2 separate regions of the Homo sapiens genome follow, and region 1 is linked to region 2. A link is a loop called in an ENCODE intact Hi-C map of the cell type or tissue named here. Cell type or tissue: endothelial cell of umbilical vein. All regions are shown on one strand. Each heading gives the region's core, and the rest is flanking DNA. Links, peaks and the distances in the headings are about the cores only. Region 1 holds the start of INO80-AS1 (INO80 antisense RNA 1). Region 2 overlaps DLL4 (delta like canonical Notch ligand 4).

Region 1 (8,000 bases), core at 1-8,000, 76 kb after region 2:
CCTAGAAGTGTGCGATACACCGAGGGAAGGACTATAATAAAGGCTGTATCAAACTTAAACCACCTACACTCACCTTCACCTACCGAAGCTAGTTTATTTTTGGATTGCTCATTCACATTCCCTTGGAACTTTCCTTTCATATGAATCAACATGTAAGACTATAGTCTTGGAAAAGAAATACCATTATGTCCCTTACCAGTATCCTTAGCATACTGCTTTTTCTTTAATTGTTAGCAGCTGAAGATCACTACTTTAGCTATACTTTCCCTGCCTCTTGAGGACAAGGAAAGTGCACTTTACCTAAAAAGAGCCCCACTGCAGGAAAAGTTACTCATGTTGTTTTGGCTGTTGGGATCATCTGTTTGAACAGAACACTAGACATGCAGGCAGTCCTTTTATTTTGGATTACTACTGTTAGGATATTTAACATAGTTAATATATACATCAAACACAACAGCTTAATCACCTCTCTTATGGTGACTTACATTCACTCATAAGCACTTCCATCATTTAGGAATAAGTGGCCTACTCATAATACAAACCAGAGAGTTTAGTCTGTCAACAGCATTCAAGGGGCTATGAAACCTAAGACTTAGTGCTGAAACTGACCCCAAAAATCATTTATGTCTCTTGCTAAAAGAAGTTGCCGGATTATTAAAAGAAACCTCCCACTGATTTCAGATAAATTCATTGCAAAATTCAACAAGCCAATCTTGGCTTCCAAAAAGCCTGAAAACCCTCCTTAATGCTAGCCTTCATTCCTTCTGTACTGATATGGTCCCTATTGCTTTATTCCTAGATAAGGAAAATAACAGTACAATTTCCACTTACTTATTACGATTCCCTGGTGTAGCAGGGCGAGGGTATGAAGCCTTACACATGTAAAAACATGAGAACATTTATGTACTTCTGACAACCAGGTACTTCTGCCTCTCAAACTTTATTTATATAAAGACTTATTGTACTAGTTTGTGATTATCTGTTCTCATTTTCACTCTCCTGTTTCTAGGTCTGTGACCTCCTGTCCCTTAAAAAATAAGTCACCACTCAGACAAGAAAAAGAAAAACTTCAACAAAGAAGCAATTAAAGAAACAAAAGCTGCCTTGCACAGTCATATCTTTTCCACTAACTTAGTAGCTGTCAAGCCTGGTTGCATATTAGAATCACCCCAGGACCTTTTAAATATCCTGATGCCCAGGCCTCATTTCAAATGTAATAAATAAGAATCTCTGGAAATAGGACTAGAAATCCATATTTTTTTAAAGCTTCTCAGGTGATTGCGATATGTAGTCAAGTTGAGAATCACTATATTAACTCAGGTTGAATAGCTGTTCTCTGCTTTTTTACGCAGAGAACTAATCCTAAATCTTGTTTTCCATACATAATTTTAGATTCCTAGGCTGTGACCTACTTTAAAATTAAGAAATGTCTTCCCTAGTAAAAGGATGTAAGGGGTGTTCTATTTCACTGGTGTAGGGCAGGGGGCAGAAGTCCTTCACATACTCCCCATGCCAGGAGCTAACTCTGCTCCCTTTATAGATTGTAAAATCAAAAAAAGGAGTTTTGGGGGCTGCGTGTGGTGGCTCATGCCTGTAATCCCAACTCTTTGAGAGGCTGAGGTGGGTGGATCACTTGAGGCCAGGAGTTCAAGACCAGCCTGGCTAACATGGCGAAACCCCATCTCTACTTAAAAAAAAAAAAAAAAAAAAAAAAGAGCTGAGTGTGGTGGTGCACGCCTGTAATCCCAGCTACTCGGGAGACTGGAGCAGAAGAATTCCTTGAACCTGGAAGGCAGAGGTTGCAGAGCCGAGATCGCATCACTGCACTCCAGCCTGGGTGATAGAGTGAGACTCTGTCTCAAAAAAAAAAAAAAAGGAAAAAGAAAAAAGACAAAAGGGAGTTTTGGGGCTCCCATTAAGCAGGACTAACATTAGTCATGGACATCTGATTCCTACAAATTAAATGTCAAGGTATCCTAGGTCCCCAAGATTCCCTCTCCTACCTCCAGTAGGTCTATCATCCTGGTCATCTGGGAGTAGATAAGGACCCTATGCCCTTGAGACTTGAGCCGAGTCAGCAGGACATCAAGGGCATACAGCTTTCCACTGTCAGTGATGAGGCTCTCCTTGCCTGGGGAGAAGAAAAGGGGGTGAGGGGGAACTGTATTTAATTGAAGCGACAAAATCACTCAATGCAAAGCTGTATGCAACCACAATCACTAAAACCAAGATGCTTGTCATCATGAGATCAGAAAAGTGCTCTAAAGGGAGAATGCAACGCCCTGAAAATATCACGACTCCAGGAGTGCCCTGGGAAAAAACATCCCCAAAGGGGGAAGTGCAGATTCCCTGATCACTCCCAATCAGACATGTGCTCTTAAGGCACTTAAAAGCATCCCTGCTCCACATCCTTACTCAGAGGACACCAGGTATACATGGACATCTATGGGTGACATCTATGTCAATCTGCTGTTAAGTGACCTGAAAATTTTGTTTTTTCTTTGTTCATCCTATCTCTAGATATCTGTTTCTGCTAGTTCTGAAAGCATTGAGAACGTATCCTACCTGCCTTTGGAGAAAAGTAAACAAAGAGATTTATAACCTCTCTCTTTTTTTTCCCTTTTTCAAGACAGGGTTCCACTCTGTCACCCAGGCTGGAATGCAGCAGCGCAATGACAGCTCATGGCAGCCTCGACCTCCTGGGCTCAAGTGATCCTCCCATCTCAGCCTCCTGAGTAGCTTGGACTACAAGTGAGCTATCACACCCAGTTAATTTTGTTTCTCTTTTTTTGTAGAAACAGGGTATTGCCATATTGCCTAGGCTGGTCTTGAACTCCTGGGCTCAAGGGATCCTCCCAGCTCAGCCTCCTAAAGTGCTGAGCCATGGTACCCAGCCCCCCTACCCTTTTTTTTTTTTAAACCCAAAACTAGCTCTCTTGGAGGACTGCAAATAGGTTGACTGGTAAATGTCGTTAACCCTAGTTGTATGTTAATTCAATAAAGAAAGCAGGGCTTTTCAGAAAGACTGACTTTGAGTTTCTCTGCAGTGAAGCTCCTCTCACTCACTAACTTGTGCTTTCTCTTTCCTCTTCTCACAAGAAAAGCATTTCAGCAACAGATCTTTAAAGAACACTTAACTCACAAATTTTCATCTTATCCAGTTAGTATCATTTAACTCCTATCATATTCAGGAAGTAGAGTTTCCTGTTTGCAGACTGGTCCATAAACATGCCCTGAACAATTGCTGTCATTAAGAGGGGAAGAGTTTAGGTTTAAGGGGTTGGGTAAGAGTATATGTGGAAGTGGCCATAGGACACAAAAAGGGAGAGAGAAAGAATGGAGATATTATATAGACAACTAACAACTAAAAGAAAAACACAATGTTCCTCCTCAGTTTCTGGGTTTGAACCTATGGCTTTTCTTCAGAACCACAGTCTGACCGTTGACAGCAATCCAAAAGTTCTCAACAGTCATTCTCTGTTCTTGCCACAATTTGCCAAATGCACAATTATTGTATACAAGGAACAAGAACGGATGTGCTGACAGCACCATAACAAATCATCAGCCACTCTGTTTTTGCTACAAAGCCACAGGTCCTGGCTGTTTACTCCCTCTGCACTGCAGCCTGCCATTTCCCACCTTCAGAATGCTGCCAGGCCATGTCTCCTTCCACCACCCGCTCCCTGAAGCTGTGGCACACACCTTTGTTCAGTCTCTTTGTTTGGTCCTGTTTAGATTATTGAAATGCTCTTCTTTTTGTTGGTCTCCTTACCAACACAATCAAATGACTGCAGCTGGGACAGAATTGACTGCTAAGCCCTCTCCCTGGCACCAGACAAGGAGTACTGTATAAATTCCAAGTCTGAGCAGGCAGCAAAGCTTTCATAACAACTTTTAAGGTTTTATTCTTACCACAATTACCCTTCTCCAGTAATTGAATTCCCTAAGGTCTCTCAATTTTGATAGCTCCTAAACATTCACCACAGAGCTACCAATCAGCTTTAGACATACTTCTTTCCGTTCTCATTAAAAGCACAAGGTGAAAAAAAAAAAGACCACATATTTTTCAGCCCTTGAGTGAGGGTGGGCAAGCTAAGTTCGTAAGATTTCTGTAGCCTGCTTATCTTCTTTCTCCATTTAGATATACTCTCTTAGCACAAATGTTAATGCATATAAAAATTTGTTTTATGTCTGAATTTTGAGAAACTTCAATTATTTCAAAATCATGATTCAATGGTTTTCAAACAGTCCTGCCTCCCACATCTACTTTACTTTGCTAATCAGAATGAACTGTTCCTAGGATTAGAAAAGCTCAGAAATAAAGATGTGCATATACTTATAAAGACAGAACTCTAACATGACTAAAGGAGGCAAGAAGTGGTACCTGCTGTCAGCTTGTTATCTTGTTATTGTGTAGGTGGGGAAGGGAGAAGTGGATGGACTGGACTTCTTTGTACTGCCCTGAAGGAAAATGACTAAGAAGAAACACTTCAGCAACAGCCTTAAAACACTTCAGCAAAATGAACACTATCTCTGATTTGCTGGTGAGCATGGAGAAAATCAGTCTCTAGTATTTGTCCTTAGTAAGATATGCAGGAAAAACAGGTTTCTTTCTCTGAACACACTAGAGTGACTTCTGGGGCTGGTATTTGTTAGCCAAGTTTTTAGCAGTCACTTAAGTTGCACTGGACAAGAGCTCCACCTGTCGCTAAGCAGGATACAGAGACACAAGGAACACACTTCTCTGGAAATCCAGCTGATTCTGCTAAGTCAAACCTGTGCCCAGACCCTTCTTTAAAACAGGAGCTTTCTGGATCATTGGGTGTTAAAAATAAATAAAATAAAACAGGAGCTTAAAAAATGTTTAAATGAACAAACCTATCCTACTCTCTTACAAACTTTCCTACAATCCTATAGTACTTTCATTAGACACAGGTTTTTACCATCCACGGTGTAAGATCCTGTTCAGAGATAAAAAGAATGTAGCCTATGGCAGTAAAATTAGGGCAAAAGATTAAATAATATCTCATTTTTCCAAGGAAAGGGGACTTTTGAAGGGATTGTACATCTTTCTGGTGAAACATGGAGAAGAAAAGGTGTGAAACCCAGAAGATTTTGGTCAGTCTCTCAAGGAATATGGAAGCAACCCTTCTCAGGGAAAGAGAAAACGTAAAAGTATAAAGGAAAGAGAGATGATAAAGGGTTCCAGTGAGACACCCCCAACCCCCGCCCTGTCCCAGCTAGTCTACAGAGCACAATGGGGTGAGGAGCTGGTTGGTTCTCACAGTAAACAGCCAGTGAGGCTGGTGCTTTTTATCGATGCAAAAAGAACTCAGACGCTTCCTGCTATTTAAACAAGGTCCATTTTTCTTTCAAAGAACAGGAAAAGCCACAAGAGATTCCCACAACGCCAGCAATAAGCCATCTACTCCTGTAATGGGAACTTAGGAGCCAGAACCAAGAAGGGAGAAAAAAGAAGTAAGGTGCTATCTTGCTTCTTTCAATAACGGTGCTCATCTCTTGCCTGGGATTCTGTAGTTTCCTTACCAGCTTGCTTTACACTTAGGTTCCCCCACTGATTTTCAAACAATATATTTCCACTCACTGCATGTGCTTTAAGTCAGCTACAAGGCCATGTGTAATACTGCCTTCAGATACGCAGAAAGACATCTTGGAGTTCTCAAAGCACTAACAGGCTGGGGCAAACCCCTTGACACTTGACAAAGTTAAAATAAAGTGGAAAAACCAGGCCTTACACACTGGAATCCAGTTATCTCTTAGAGACAGAAGAAGACCTCTGTTGAATGCTTAGCTCTAGTTTATTTCCATTACATGCCAGTAAAAGGGATATAGTTGGCCGGGCGCGGTGGCTCACGCCTGTAATCCCAGCACTTTGGGAGGCTGAGGCAGGCAGATCACGAGGTCAGGAGATCGAGACCATCCTGGCTAACATAGTGAAACCCCATGTCTACTAAAAATACAAAAAATTAGCCAGGCGTGGTGGTGGGCGCCTGTAGTCCCAGCTACTTGGAAGGCTGAGGCAGGAGAATGGCTTGAACCCAGGAGGCGGGGCTTGCAGTGAGCCGAGATCACGCCACTGCACTCCAGCCTGGGCAACAGAGCGGGACTCCATCTCAAAAAAAAAAGGAATGTAGTCAAAATGTCAGAGATTTTGGACAACCAAAACTAACACTATAGCTCCAAGCTACCATTCCAGTTTGCCTGCAGGTGTAAGCAAAGAACGTGAGCCTATGAATTATCTGTGTTCAGTTTCCTTAAAAGTAGTCTCACTAAGGCAAAGATGAAAACCTAGTTTCCTTTCAACCCCCGACTTTGACCCTAGGGGATCTGGGAATCTGCTAGTATTTTGGCATAGAATGCACTGTTTTTCCTCTTGTTATCATTCAGATCTCTAGTGCTTCATGTAGGACACTGTTTATGCTATTTAAATGAGGCTTTCTGTGAGTGACGACATTCTCATTCATTCCACTGGCAATGGCACAAGACAACCGTACTCATTCAACCTAGAGCCTTTCCTACTAAGTTTATTTCTACCTTTTTTTTTTTAAGAGTGGCATTTCTTTCTCAGCTGTAAGCATGTCAAAGGAGTGTATTTAAGCACAAATCTAAAAACATTTCTCTCTCCACTCATCATAAATTACTAATATTCTTACCTATGAATTACTAAGGCCAAAAAAGGAAGCAGAAACCTCAAGAACAGTAAATTCCAAATATCTGAAAGGACCACATGAAGATAACCCTGGTTCTCCCCTTGCCAAAGCGAGGAACACATTCCAAGAGGATTGAGAACTCACCTGGAATCCTGATGAAAGACCAGCCATTCTGAGGTCTGATGCTCCACAGACCTCCAGCTGGCTCTGGGAAGAACTGTGATCGTCTATTTAGCCAGTCTGCAGCCAGTTCAGGGGCCCCATTCAACAAACACTGCTTGGCTGCCAGACTCCCTCCTTCCTTCAGAACTCGCCTTTCATATTCTGCACTTCGGTCATTGCAGTAAGAATCCAATGGCACTGCGGTAACCTGCAGTTAAAGATTCACATGAGATGGCTCTTTCACGTTGTCCATACACACTATGCCTTTTGGGAACCTCAACTTTGAAATCAGACTAATGTGGATAGTTCTTAGACTAGTGGTTTTAAATATCTGTTCTGGCACACTAAGCTGTCCCTAATGAATGACTTAGTGAGCTTTTCCAGATAAAAAGCCAACCTCTTATAAAATGAAACCTGCAAACAAACTAAAGATCCAAAGAGAGCTGGAGTTTGCAGATAAATGAGAATACCAGGTCAGCAATAACTCTATTATATGCATATATATCTGATCATTTTGCCACCTCCCCTTCACTGCTAGATATTGTTCTTGGCAAAGTTCTCTTAACCATATGCATGATGGTGATGCCAGAAAGGGAGCTGCAGCTAGTCAGACTTCATTTAAAAACTAAAGAATATTGGCCTGGCATATTTGAAGTCATCTTTAATGCTTTTGTGGCAAAGCTCCCAAATTTATCAACAGCTTTCTCCTCTTCCCTGACCAGGTTGCTGACTGACAAACCTAATGGAAGAGAAACTTTCTTTCAGGCCATAAACTGGGGAAGGGGGAGTGCGGAGGCAGGGGAGGGTAGGGAAGCAATTGCCAGAGAGTAGCAGATTTGTTTCCTGGCTTGGCCAAAGGCTATACACAAATTCTTATCTCAATACAAGGTATAACCAAACAACACTCAGCTGCTGCTCACTCGATGGAGTAGAGGGCTCCTGCCAATTCAGAAACACAGATTTTATCCTTCTTTGGCTATCTGGGTTTATTCCTACTCTAATAGGCAGTATTCAGATACCTGTGAAGTCAACTGGTAAGGAACTTGAAGATGACAAGGCTAGCTTTTGTTAAAATGTGGAGGCTGTGATTATCTGTCAAGCCCACGCTGACAAATATGCTGAAAGCCCATTTCAGGTTGAATATCCCTAATCTGAAAATCTAAAACT
Region 2 (10,411 bases), core at 1,000-8,999:
GCCCCTGGGGCGGGGGACCATGCCAGGAAAGTTTCCCCACAGTGACAAGAGCTTAGGAGAGAAGGCGCCACTGCGGTTACACAGGTGAGTGGCACCCAGAAGCCCAGGGCCTGGCCACCGGCCCCGACATGGTTCTGCCTAGGCTCCTCTTAGGCCAGGCGGGAAGCAGTTAAGCAGCTGAGGTTTTGTTACTGACAGGAAGATCCTCCAGTAGGATTTCTGTCAGGGGTCCTTTGTCCTTCCCTCCCATTCATTCATTTGTTCATTCACACATGTCAAGTGTCCCTAGGGTGTCTCTTGTGACTTCCGTCTTTCCACAGTGTGGCTTGCCTCTAGTGGCAGCACTGGCTTTATGCAGGGCTCAGACCCTTCTGGTGAGGTTGGGAGGCCTGTGACTCTCTTAGGGGCCTTTTCCTAAGTGCCCCCCTGCAGCAGCCCAGCACTGGGCACGTCCAGCCCCTGTGTCTTCCCCAAGAACCACCCTGCAGATGCCCTTTGGCTCTCCAGGGTCCTCCCTCCCCCCAAGCCTCTCCCCGTCCCTCCCTTACACGCCTGTCTTGTGTTCCCTCAGTGAAAAGCCAGAGTGTCGGATATCAGCGATATGCTCCCCCAGGGACTCCATGTACCAGTCTGTGTGTTTGATATCAGAGGAGAGGAATGAATGTGTCATTGCCACGGAGGTGAGTGCTGGGCTCGCCTTTCCTTCTGCCTTTTGTGGGAGGGAAAGTGGCCTGGTCACTCTTGACCCATGGGCCATTCCTGAAGGGTAGGTCAGAACCCTGCCTTGGCAGGCCAAGTTCAGTGGACTCTTGGGTCCCTGCTGGCCTCATTGCCACTAAGGGTGTGAAACAGGAACCATGGCGGCAAGCCTGGTCTGGTCCTTTCCTGCTGTATTGGTGCTGGGTTGGGCAGCCACGGCACTGCTGGCCAGCCTCTGATGGGTGAGGGGGCCCCTCACCCCTTGTGCCCTTCCTGCCCCTTCCCACTGGCTTCCTCCATTGACCTCATGAGCGCAAGCTCCCAGGCCCGTGTGTGTGTTGGGCCGAAGACTGGGGAGGACTGCCCCACCTGCCCTTAGCCCCTGCCTGCCCCATCGCCTTCTCCCAGGGAGGCCCAGGGAGGGCCTGGAGGGAGTGCGCATGCCCAGGGTAACCTGTTTCCCTGCCTTCCGCTTGCTCCCAGGTATAAGGCAGGAGCCTACCTGGACATCCCTGCTCAGCCCCGCGGCTGGACCTTCCTTCTGCATTGTTTACATTGCATCCTGGATGGGACGTTTTTCATATGCAACGTGCTGCTCTCAGGAGGAGGAGGGAATGGCAGGAACCGGACAGACTGTGAACTTGCCAAGAGATGCAATACCCTTCCACACCTTTGGGTGTCTGTCTGGCATCAGATTGGCAGCTGCACCAACCAGAGGAACAGAAGAGAAGAGAGATGCCACTGGGCACTGCCCTGCCAGTAGTGGCCTTCAGGGGGCTCCTTCCGGGGCTCCGGCCTGTTTTCCAGAGAGAGTGGCAGTAGCCCCATGGGGCCCGGAGCTGCTGTGGCCTCCACTGGCATCCGTGTTTCCAAAAGTGCCTTTGGCCCAGGCTCCACGGCGACAGTTGGGCCCAAATCAGAAAGGAGAGAGGGGGCCAATGAGGGCAGGGCCTCCTGTGGGCTGGAAAACCACTGGGTGCGTCTCTTGCTGGGGTTTGCCCTGGAGGTGAGGTGAGTGCTCGAGGGAGGGGAGTGCTTTCTGCCCCATGCCTCCAACTACTGTATGCAGGCCTGGCTCTCTGGTCTAGGCCCTTTGGGCAAGAATGTCCGTCTACCCGGCTTCCACCACCCTCTGGCCCTGGGCTTCTGTAAGCAGACAGGCAGAGGGCCTGCCCCTCCCACCAGCCAAGGGTGCCAGGCCTAACTGGGGCACTCAGGGCAGTGTGTTGGAAATTCCACTGAGGGGGAAATCAGGTGCTGCGGCCGCCTGGGCCCTTTCCTCCCTCAAGCCCATCTCCACAACCTCGAGCCTGGGCTCTGGTCCACTACTGCCCCAGACCACCCTCAAAGCTGGTCTTCAGAAATCAATAATATGAGTTTTTATTTTGTTTTTTTTTTTTTTTTTGTAGTTTATTTTGGAGTCTAGTATTTCAATAATTTAAGAATCAGAAGCACTGACCTTTCTACATTTTATAACATTATTTTGTATATAATGTGTATTTATAATATGAAACAGATGTGTACAGGAGTTTATTACTTATTGGGTCCTGTCTTTGTGATGGTACCCCTGCCCTCTCACCCAAAAAACTCTAAACTCCCTTCTACTGCTGCCATGTGCCCCGCCGGAACCCCTGGGACCCGTGCAGACACTTGGATTTGGCATGTCGTACCCCAGGCCCTTGTCTTCTTCCATTCGTTGAGGAGCCGAGCCTCACCCATCTAGTCCCCAGCCTCAGCCAGCCTTCCTTGCCTGCTGACTTTGAGTTGGTACAGTGCCCCCTTCCCTCTTTATGCCCTCACCATTCCTGGGGCATGTTCCTCCTGACCTGAATCACTTCTTCCTTCCTCTCTTCAAGCCTGAAAAAGCTTATGGGGCTCCCTAGTTCTGCCTGTTTTTCTCATATTCAAAAGGATTCTCTTGGCCGGGAGCGGTGGCTCACGCCTATAATCCCAGCACTTTGGGAGGTCAAGGCGGGCAGATCACGAGGTCAAGAGATCGAGACCATCCTGGCTAATAGGGTGAAACCCCGTCTCTACTAAAAATACAAAAAATTAGCCCAGTGTGGTGGCGGGTGCCTGTAGTCCCAGCTACTCGGGAGGCTGAGGCAGGAGAATGGCATGAACCCAGGAGGTGGAGCTTGCAGTGAGCCAAGATAGCGCAACTGCACTCCAGCCTGGGCGACAGAGCGAGACTCCATCTCAAAAAAAAAAAAAAAAAAAAAAGCATTCTCTCGTCGGTGGATGGGATAGGGCCTCTGCACCCTGGTGACATCTGAGTCCTTCCTCCTGCTGTTGCAGGGTGCCTGGCTCTTTTCTTAGCCCCAGCAGGGTACAGGTCTCAGGAGACAGGGCAGGAGGGAGGTTTGCCTTGTTTTTCCTCTTTGTAGCAGACAAGAGCGCTGAGAGTCTGAGCACCTTGTCTGCCCAGGGCTGCTAGAATTTATTGAAGACTGCAAAGACAGGGAGAAAGGGGAGGAGGAGGTAGCCTTCCCTGAGTCCAGGTTTCTCTTGCTGAGGCACTAATGAGGGGGTTTCCAGTCTCACTAGGAGTTTCATGCCTAGCTTCCTCTAAGGCACAGGATAGTCCCTAGGGTGCCACAGCCCTCTCTATAGCCGAAAATATGCTCCTCCATGGAGAGCAAATTATGAAAAAATGAGCCACTGACAAAAAGCTGAGCAGATGCTCCCAGCTCTCAGCCTGTCCACAGTAAAGCAAAATAGACCCATTAGATGCCCTGCTCCTAATGGAGTCCAAGGGTTTGGAGTGCTACTTGCCCTCCCTTTTTTCCTCTCTCCTTGACACAGACACACCATGCCCACCCCAGACCTGGGTGCTTATGCCAGAGACACAGGAGCACGCACACGCTCCACGCCTCACTCATCGCTCCCTGTTCCCTTCACTGTACACACAGGGTATCAAACAGGAAAGCATTCAGGGAACCGTTCCCACAGCCTGAGCCGGCAGCAGGGGGAAGAACAACACGACCTCACTCTTCCTGCCCAAAATGAAACAGGAAAGCAGCTCCCAGGCCCTAGGGGTGTACGGGAGGGGGGAACTGGGCTGGGACACGAAGGCAAGATGACGAGGCTCCCATGTGGGGGACAGGTAGGACACCCGCAGCCCTGCACGTCCACAACACCAGGCTGTGACGGGCTGCACAGGCTGCCAGACTCGCAGAGAAGAGCCCCGGAGAGGAGTTGGCTGGCAAAGCTCACAGCTGCTCTGATGCACTAGATGGGGAGCTGGAGAGCCCACCAAAAAAGCTGGCTTTCTGGGGAAAGTGGGGACCCGTGGGGAACTTGGTCTGGGCAGCTCCGACCTGCAGCTCATGCCAGGCTCCACCTTTAACAACATCCCACAAGCTGGGCAGGCACTTGGGGTGTAAACAGGCCACAGCGGAGGAAGCCCCTTCTCCCCAGGATTTCCTGAGAGTCCAGCCCCTTCTGATAGGTAAGGCACCCAAGACCCTCATGATCACTTGAGTGTCCTGGGGTACAGGAGATTTCCTAGGCTTGGCAGAAAGGAGGCCAGATAATGGTTCTAGACTCACTGTGAGGTGCCTTCCACAGGTTAGCAAATGCCCACCTTTAATTTGCATGGGTATTTCACCAGGGAATTCGGAGTTTAGTAGTTCCTTAACAGCCTGGAGCCAGTGCCCTGCCTGGAGAATCAATTTGACCCCACGGTGACCTGAGGACAGCTGCTTTTCCAGGGCCCCTCGGCTGGTAGAGTCAGGGAGGGGTTGTGCAGAAGGAGAAATGACTTTATCCTGCTTGCTCAGCCAGGGTTCCTCTCCTGCCTCAGGGCCAGGGTCAGCCTGGTCAGGGGGTAGGGAAAAAAGGACAGTGGCTCCCACCTCCCCCATCCCAGGCTAGAAAAGGCCACCAGACTAAACCACGGTGGTGTGGATGCTCCATCTCTTGACTGGGACCCACAGAGCTCTCCGTAGCTTCCCTCGCCGCAGCTCTCCCAGCCTCTCCCTCTGGATCCACAGGATCAGCGGCCCCAGCCCTCCGCCCCACGTGGCTTGCTGCATTCCGGGAAGGGGGTGGAAATGATTCACTGGGGGAACTGTGACTGTCCCTTCCTCGGGCGGGGATGCGCCTGCGAGGTCCCAGCGGCCTTCCCTGGGCGGCTGCGCCCTCCCTCGCGCCCAGGGCGCCCCGAGGCCTGCGCGGCGGCGGAAGGGGCAGGTGCGCCTGCCCGCCCGGGTCAGCCCTCCACCTGCCGCCGCCGTGCCCCGCAGCTCCCGCGGCTCCCCGCCCCCCGCGCTCTTTGTTACAGCCCGACTTCCTGTTTGCGGCAGCCGACCCGGCTCACTTCCCGGGCCGGGAAGCCGCCGAAGGCCGCGAGCTTCTCGGAGGCTCCCCCGCCCGCTCGGCTCCGCCTCCTGCCTCCCCAATCTCGCTCCGGCCGCGGCCGCGGGAAGCGGAGCCGCGGGCGGGCAGGCGGGCTGGACCGCGCGGGCCCCGCTGCCCGGCACTAGAGGGCGCTGCGCGGCCGTCGGGGCTGCGCGCGGGAGGGGCCGCCGACCCCGGGAGGCTCTCTGGGGCCGCCCTTTCTCCGTTCGGGGCCGATGGGACGAAGGCGGCAGGGGGCGGCCAGACGCCCGAGCTCCCTCCGGGCTCCGAGCCCCTAAGCCGAGCGGGCAAAATGGGGAGAACCCAGTGCGGGGCTTTCCCCCAAATATCCTCCCAGTGTCCTGGGGAACAGGCCCTTTCCCCTGCCCCCGCCGTCGCAGCAGCCAGTCCCCCTCGCCACCCAACAGGCCTCCGGCCATCCTGGTCCAGAGACATCCTCAAGGGAAGAGAATGGGGTCGAGGAGGGCCGGACACCGGTGTGAGTTATGGGGCTGGAGCTCCCTTCCAGCGCCACCCCTCATTGCCGGGTGCTCTGGGACAAGTCCATCTACTTCATTCCTTCAACACTGATTAGCATTGGAGGCAGGACTTGCTGTCTGCCCAGGGCCGCTAACTATCTAGCTGCTTATCCTTAACCTCCCTGCTAACTATCTAGCTGCTTATCCTTAACCTCTCTGCGGGTAATGCCTGTTAGGCGTTGCTAGGGGGGTTGAAATGAGGATGTATGGAAGCGTTTGTGAGCAGTGTTGTAACCTCTGCTGGTGGGTTAATCCTCCTCACGCATCTCTAAGTGAGCCACTTTCTGGAGCTCCCACTGCTCCGGCCCGCATCAGCGGGGTGGGACCTAGGGAGGTTGGGGTCTAGCAGGATAGTCCCAGTGTTAGCAGCATCCAGTCCGTGGGGGTCTGCGGCAACCTCAGTTCTTGCCTCCTGAGAAGAAAGAGTTCCACCAAGGGGCATAAGGCAGAAGGAGAGACTGGGGCAATTTTTAGAGCAGGAGTGAAAGTTTATTACAACGTATTAGAGCAGGAACAAAAGGAAGTAAAGTACACTTGGAAGAGGGTCAAGTGGGCGACTTGAGAGATTCAAGTGCGCGTTTGAACTCTGATTTGGGGTTTTCTATGTTGGCGTGCATCCCCCCTCCCTGGTTCTTCCCTGAGGATGGGCGGTCCGCATGCCTGAGGCCTGCCAGCTCTTGGGAGGGGTCGCGTGTGCAGTGTGCTTACTGGAGTTGTGCACATGCTCACCTGAGGCATTTTTCCCTCAATACTCGAGCATTCCTAGAGGAAGGTCAGATACCACTTGAGCTCCGCCATTTTGCCTCCTAGTGTAATCGCTTGAGCCCACTTGCCCACCTCCTGAGATCTTGTCGGGAAGCTGCTGATCAGTTTCAGGTGTTCCTCTCTATTCAGAGACTGCCTTTCCCCGGTGCGGGCTGCAACAATTGTTATTTTAGAGAGACAGGGTAACAACCACCTGACCATCACCTGACGGTTGCCTGAGATTCCTGATGGGGGTCGAGGGCCCTCTCCTTTGCTGCTTATGCCTGTCTACTACCTACTGTTACACCAGCAGTAGCCCTAGGACCAAGCAAGGCAGCTGAGATCACAGGTTTCCGTCACCATCACTTCCATGTGCTCCTGCCTTCCAGGAGCATCACTAATCTACGTCAACCTCCTCTGATGTAGGCAGAGGTAGAAGGGAGGCCCTTGCTGTGGGAAGGGGCAGCAGGACCCCCAAGTCCTTAAGAGTCACCTTCCCTTTGGAGATCTGCCACAAGTGACTTTTTACCACCTTTCTCTGGTCTCTGGGGCATGGTACCCCTTAACACTCTGGTCAAGAGTGGGCTCAGCTTATTTCCTTCATCCCCAAAGTTTCTCTGAGGCCAGGACGCAGGGCCCAAGAAGCCAAGTGAGTCTACAGCCAGACCCTCATGATGGTAACCAGCATCACAGGAATCCGGATTTAGCAACAGGTCGGCTCTGGCGCAGAAGTGCCCCGTGTCATGGCACCCCCTGCAGGGTAGAGCCACAGCCCTGCCAGGCATGGCTAGCCTGTCTGTCTCTAGTGACCCCTCCTCCTGGTGAGGCTTGGGGTTTTGCACACCGGCACTGGCCATTTGACTTGTTGGAGGATTGCTGTCCTTTTCCCACAGTGGCAGGTGTTGGGGCAAGGCTCATGGTACTAAGCCCAGTCTGTTCCGTTTCATTCCTATACCAGCAACTGCCATCCTCAGCGCTTCCTCTTCTGTCTCTCTGGTAGAGGAGATCTGAAAGGCCCTGGACATTCTCCATTCTATTAGCAGTGGGCCCTAGGGAAGAAGGGATCCCAGTTGCTCTCATTCATTTAAAGGGCTTCACTGCCTTGGCTCCCTGTGGGCCGCAGAATCTACACCACCACCCAGGCCCCTTGTGAGCACCTTGACTTCTCCACAATGTAGGTTTTCTGAGGCTTCTCTTCTAGAGCCAGGTCCCACTACACCACAGCATTTCCATGAGATCTGAGGCTCACCCCAACCCTGTGGATCTCCTCTCTTTACAGCCCTGTCGCCCCACTGAAATGCTCCCCACTACAGCTTCTCCTCAGCCCTGCAATGGGTTGCTTCCTGTCCCCACAAATTGTACTTTTCTGTCTCCTTGGAATTGGGAGCACCACCCACCAGTCCTCTGTTGGAACCCCAGCTTCTTTCCTTCCAGGTAGACGAGGACTGAGCTCTGGATAACTGGAATACCGGCCACCCCAGAGGTGCCTGGTCAGCCGGACCTCTCCACCTCCTTGGAGGCTAGAAAATGGGCAGAAAGCCAGGTTTTTCCGCCATCCCAGGCACCCTTTTGCTAGGATATGAGTGAATCTTTACAGTCCCTGCTTTCGTGGACCAATGGCCAAGCAGCCTTCCCCACTTGGCCCTGGGTTTGGCTGGTACGCCCTGCAGAACAGCTGCCTGGGACTGTCTCTCCCTCTTCTGAGGAGGACTGTATGCAGGGATCCACTACTCCATCTGCCCCTCCTTTGGCCAGAATGTCGGTGGGACCTAGGTCCTCTTCGCACAAGACCTGAAGACCTGCAGACACACTTACCTCTCAGAGGTCCGTGGGAGGTATGGTTCCTCATAGATGGTGGATTATTTACTAATTTATTTATTTTAGCACCTTCACCCTATGCATACACAGAAAATCTCTCTTGGCTCAAGCAACTGTTTGTTCTGTCAATAGGATGTTTGTTCTGCTAATAGTGTGCTTGGGTAAGACCATTACCCATTCTGTCTCTTAGAAACATGCCTTGGCTGGGCACGATGGCTCACACCTATAATCCCAGCACTTTGGGAGGCCAAGGCAGGTGGATCGCTTGAGGCCAGGAGTTCAAGACCAGCCTGGGCAACATGGGGAGACCCCATCTCTATAAAAATACAAAACAATTAGCCGGGTGTTGTGGGATGCACCTGTAGTCCCAGCTAATCAGTAGGCTGAGGTGAGAGGATTGCTTGAGCCTGGGAGACAGAGGCTGCAGTGAGCTGAGATTGTGCCATTGCACTCCAGCCTGGGTGACAGAGCTAGATCCTGTCTCAAAAACAAACAAAAACAATTAACTGGGCATGGTGGTGCATACCTGCAGGTCTCAGCCACTTGGGAGGCTGAAGTGAGAGGATCGCTTGAACCCAGGAGATCAAGGCTGCAGTAAGCCATGATCGTGCCACTACACTCCTGCCTGGGGGACAGAGTGAGACCCTGTGTCAAACAAACAAAAAACACAGCCGGATGCAGTGGCTCACACCTGTAATCCCATCACTTTGGAAGGCCAAGGTGGACGGATCACTTGAGCGCAGAAGTTTGAGACCAGCCTGGGAAACATGACAAAACCCAGTCTCTAACAACAACAACAAAAATTAGCTGGATGGTGGCACGTGCCTGTAGTCCCAGCTACTCAGGAGGCTGAGATGGGAGAATCACTTGAGCCCGGGAGGTTGAGGCTGCAGTGAGCCGAGATTGAGACACTTCAGTTGCCTGGATGACAGAGCAAGACCCTGTCTCAAAACACTCCACATTTCTTTGGCACCCTACTTGCTAGAACAATCTGTGAATTGCATGGCGAGGATGGAGAGTGAGATAGCTGGAGATTTCCTCTACTGATCCTAAAATGCTTACCTTGATCACTCCCTCCTGACTTTGTTCTGAGCTATTTCAGAATGAGAGGTTCACTTATGGCTCTGCCTTGAATGAAACGGAAAGTGAAATTGTCTGAAGTAAAGAGAATAAGAAGTCAACATTTGCTGAGTGTTCCTATGTGACGGGTACTGCCTACGGTATTATTTCTTTCAATCTTTTTCAGACCCTGCAAGGTCAATTCTATTACCTATTCCCTCTTTACAGTTGAGAAAACCAAGAACTAAAGACACCGTGCCTAGGGTCACTCAGCTGGTACGTGGTGGAGCTGAGCTCAAATCTGAGCAAGGTGAACTTAGAGGCAATGTCTGGGAAGGCTTTTCTTTTCTTCTTTTTTTTTATGATCACAGAGAGACCACATTTTTAAAATTGACAACTGAATCTCTACGTACGTACAGTTTTGCCCAAATTATAAGTGGCTCAACAATTATATTAATGATGCAAACTCTTGAATGTTTACATAAAACTGCTGCTTTAGGTTTTGGTGCATTTTTTTTTCCTCTGGTTTTTTTTTTTTTTTTTTTTTTGAGATTGAGTCTCGCTCTCTCACCCAGGCTGGAGTGCAATGGCACGATCTTGGCTCACTGCAACCTCTGCCTCCCAGGTTCAAGTGATTCTCCTGCCTCAGCCTCCTGAGTAGCTAGCTGGGATTACAGGCATGTGCAACCATGCCCAGCTAATTTTTGTGTTTTTAGTAGAGATGGGATTTCAACATCTTGGCCAGGCTGGTCTTGAACTCCTAACCTCAGGTGATCCGCCTGCCTCGGCCTCCCAAAGTGCTGAGATTACAGGTGTGAGCCACCATACCCGGCAGTTTTGGTGCATTTTTGTGCCAGCTACTTTAGTAGGTAAAACAAAAATAATGGAACTCAGCTACTTGATTTCCATGAGAACCAGCTTTCAAAAAAAGCACGCAGAAAGTGTATGCATAGTAGCGTTTTAAGAAAAGATCCCCATGTTCTCCTTCACAATTAGGACCACATTCCAAAAGCATAATTCTAGGTTGCTACAATGTCTTCTCTGCTACAAACCATTGTTTCAAAGGTTAAAGAAACAAGAAAGTAACTCACATAAAAGGGTTTTAAAATATTTTTCCTATTCAAAATAAAATAAAAATATATGATCTCCATAAAATTTTATTTATGTGTATATATACATATGTATATGTGTGTGTACATATATATATATAT

What was found. Peaks named below come from ENCODE experiments on the same cell type or tissue, not always from the same donor. Only the 100,000 strongest peaks of a DNase experiment are listed, where the experiment ranks them.
Region 1: a loop joins it to region 2, with 10 times the contacts of the local background. A loop is called at or near these places in 64 of 110 quality-filtered maps.

Annotation. Positions count from the first base shown.
Region 1 is chr15:41,014,085-41,022,084 of GRCh38, forward strand. It overlaps INO80 (INO80 complex ATPase subunit), which reads right to left. Exons shown (of 36, transcript NM_017553.3): 26 at 6,816-7,041; 27 at 2,004-2,131. It overlaps INO80-AS1 (INO80 antisense RNA 1), which reads left to right and starts at 2,716. Exons shown (of 5, transcript NR_170322.1): 1 at 2,716-2,751; 2 at 4,418-4,544; 3 at 5,379-5,478. In endothelial cell of umbilical vein, for the core only: a CTCF peak has its summit at 4,721; DNase peaks (open chromatin) are centred at 3,217, 4,657, 5,287, 6,387 and 1 weaker place; H3K27ac peaks cover 2,489 bases.
Region 2 is chr15:40,936,847-40,947,257 of GRCh38, forward strand. It overlaps DLL4 (delta like canonical Notch ligand 4), which reads left to right. Exons shown (of 11, transcript NM_019074.4): 9 at 1-84; 10 at 572-680; 11 at 1,183-2,227. The coding sequence ends at 1,188. Among named protein-coding and RNA genes, the nearest start is that of CHAC1, 11 kb to the right of the region's middle. RefSeq lists enhancers at 1,355-2,171, 3,454-3,513 and a silencer at 4,804-5,383. In endothelial cell of umbilical vein, for the core only: CTCF peaks have their summits at 1,410 and 5,187 (motif pointing right); DNase peaks (open chromatin) are centred at 3,655, 4,745 and 5,065; H3K4me3 peaks cover 707 bases; H3K27ac peaks cover 2,914 bases.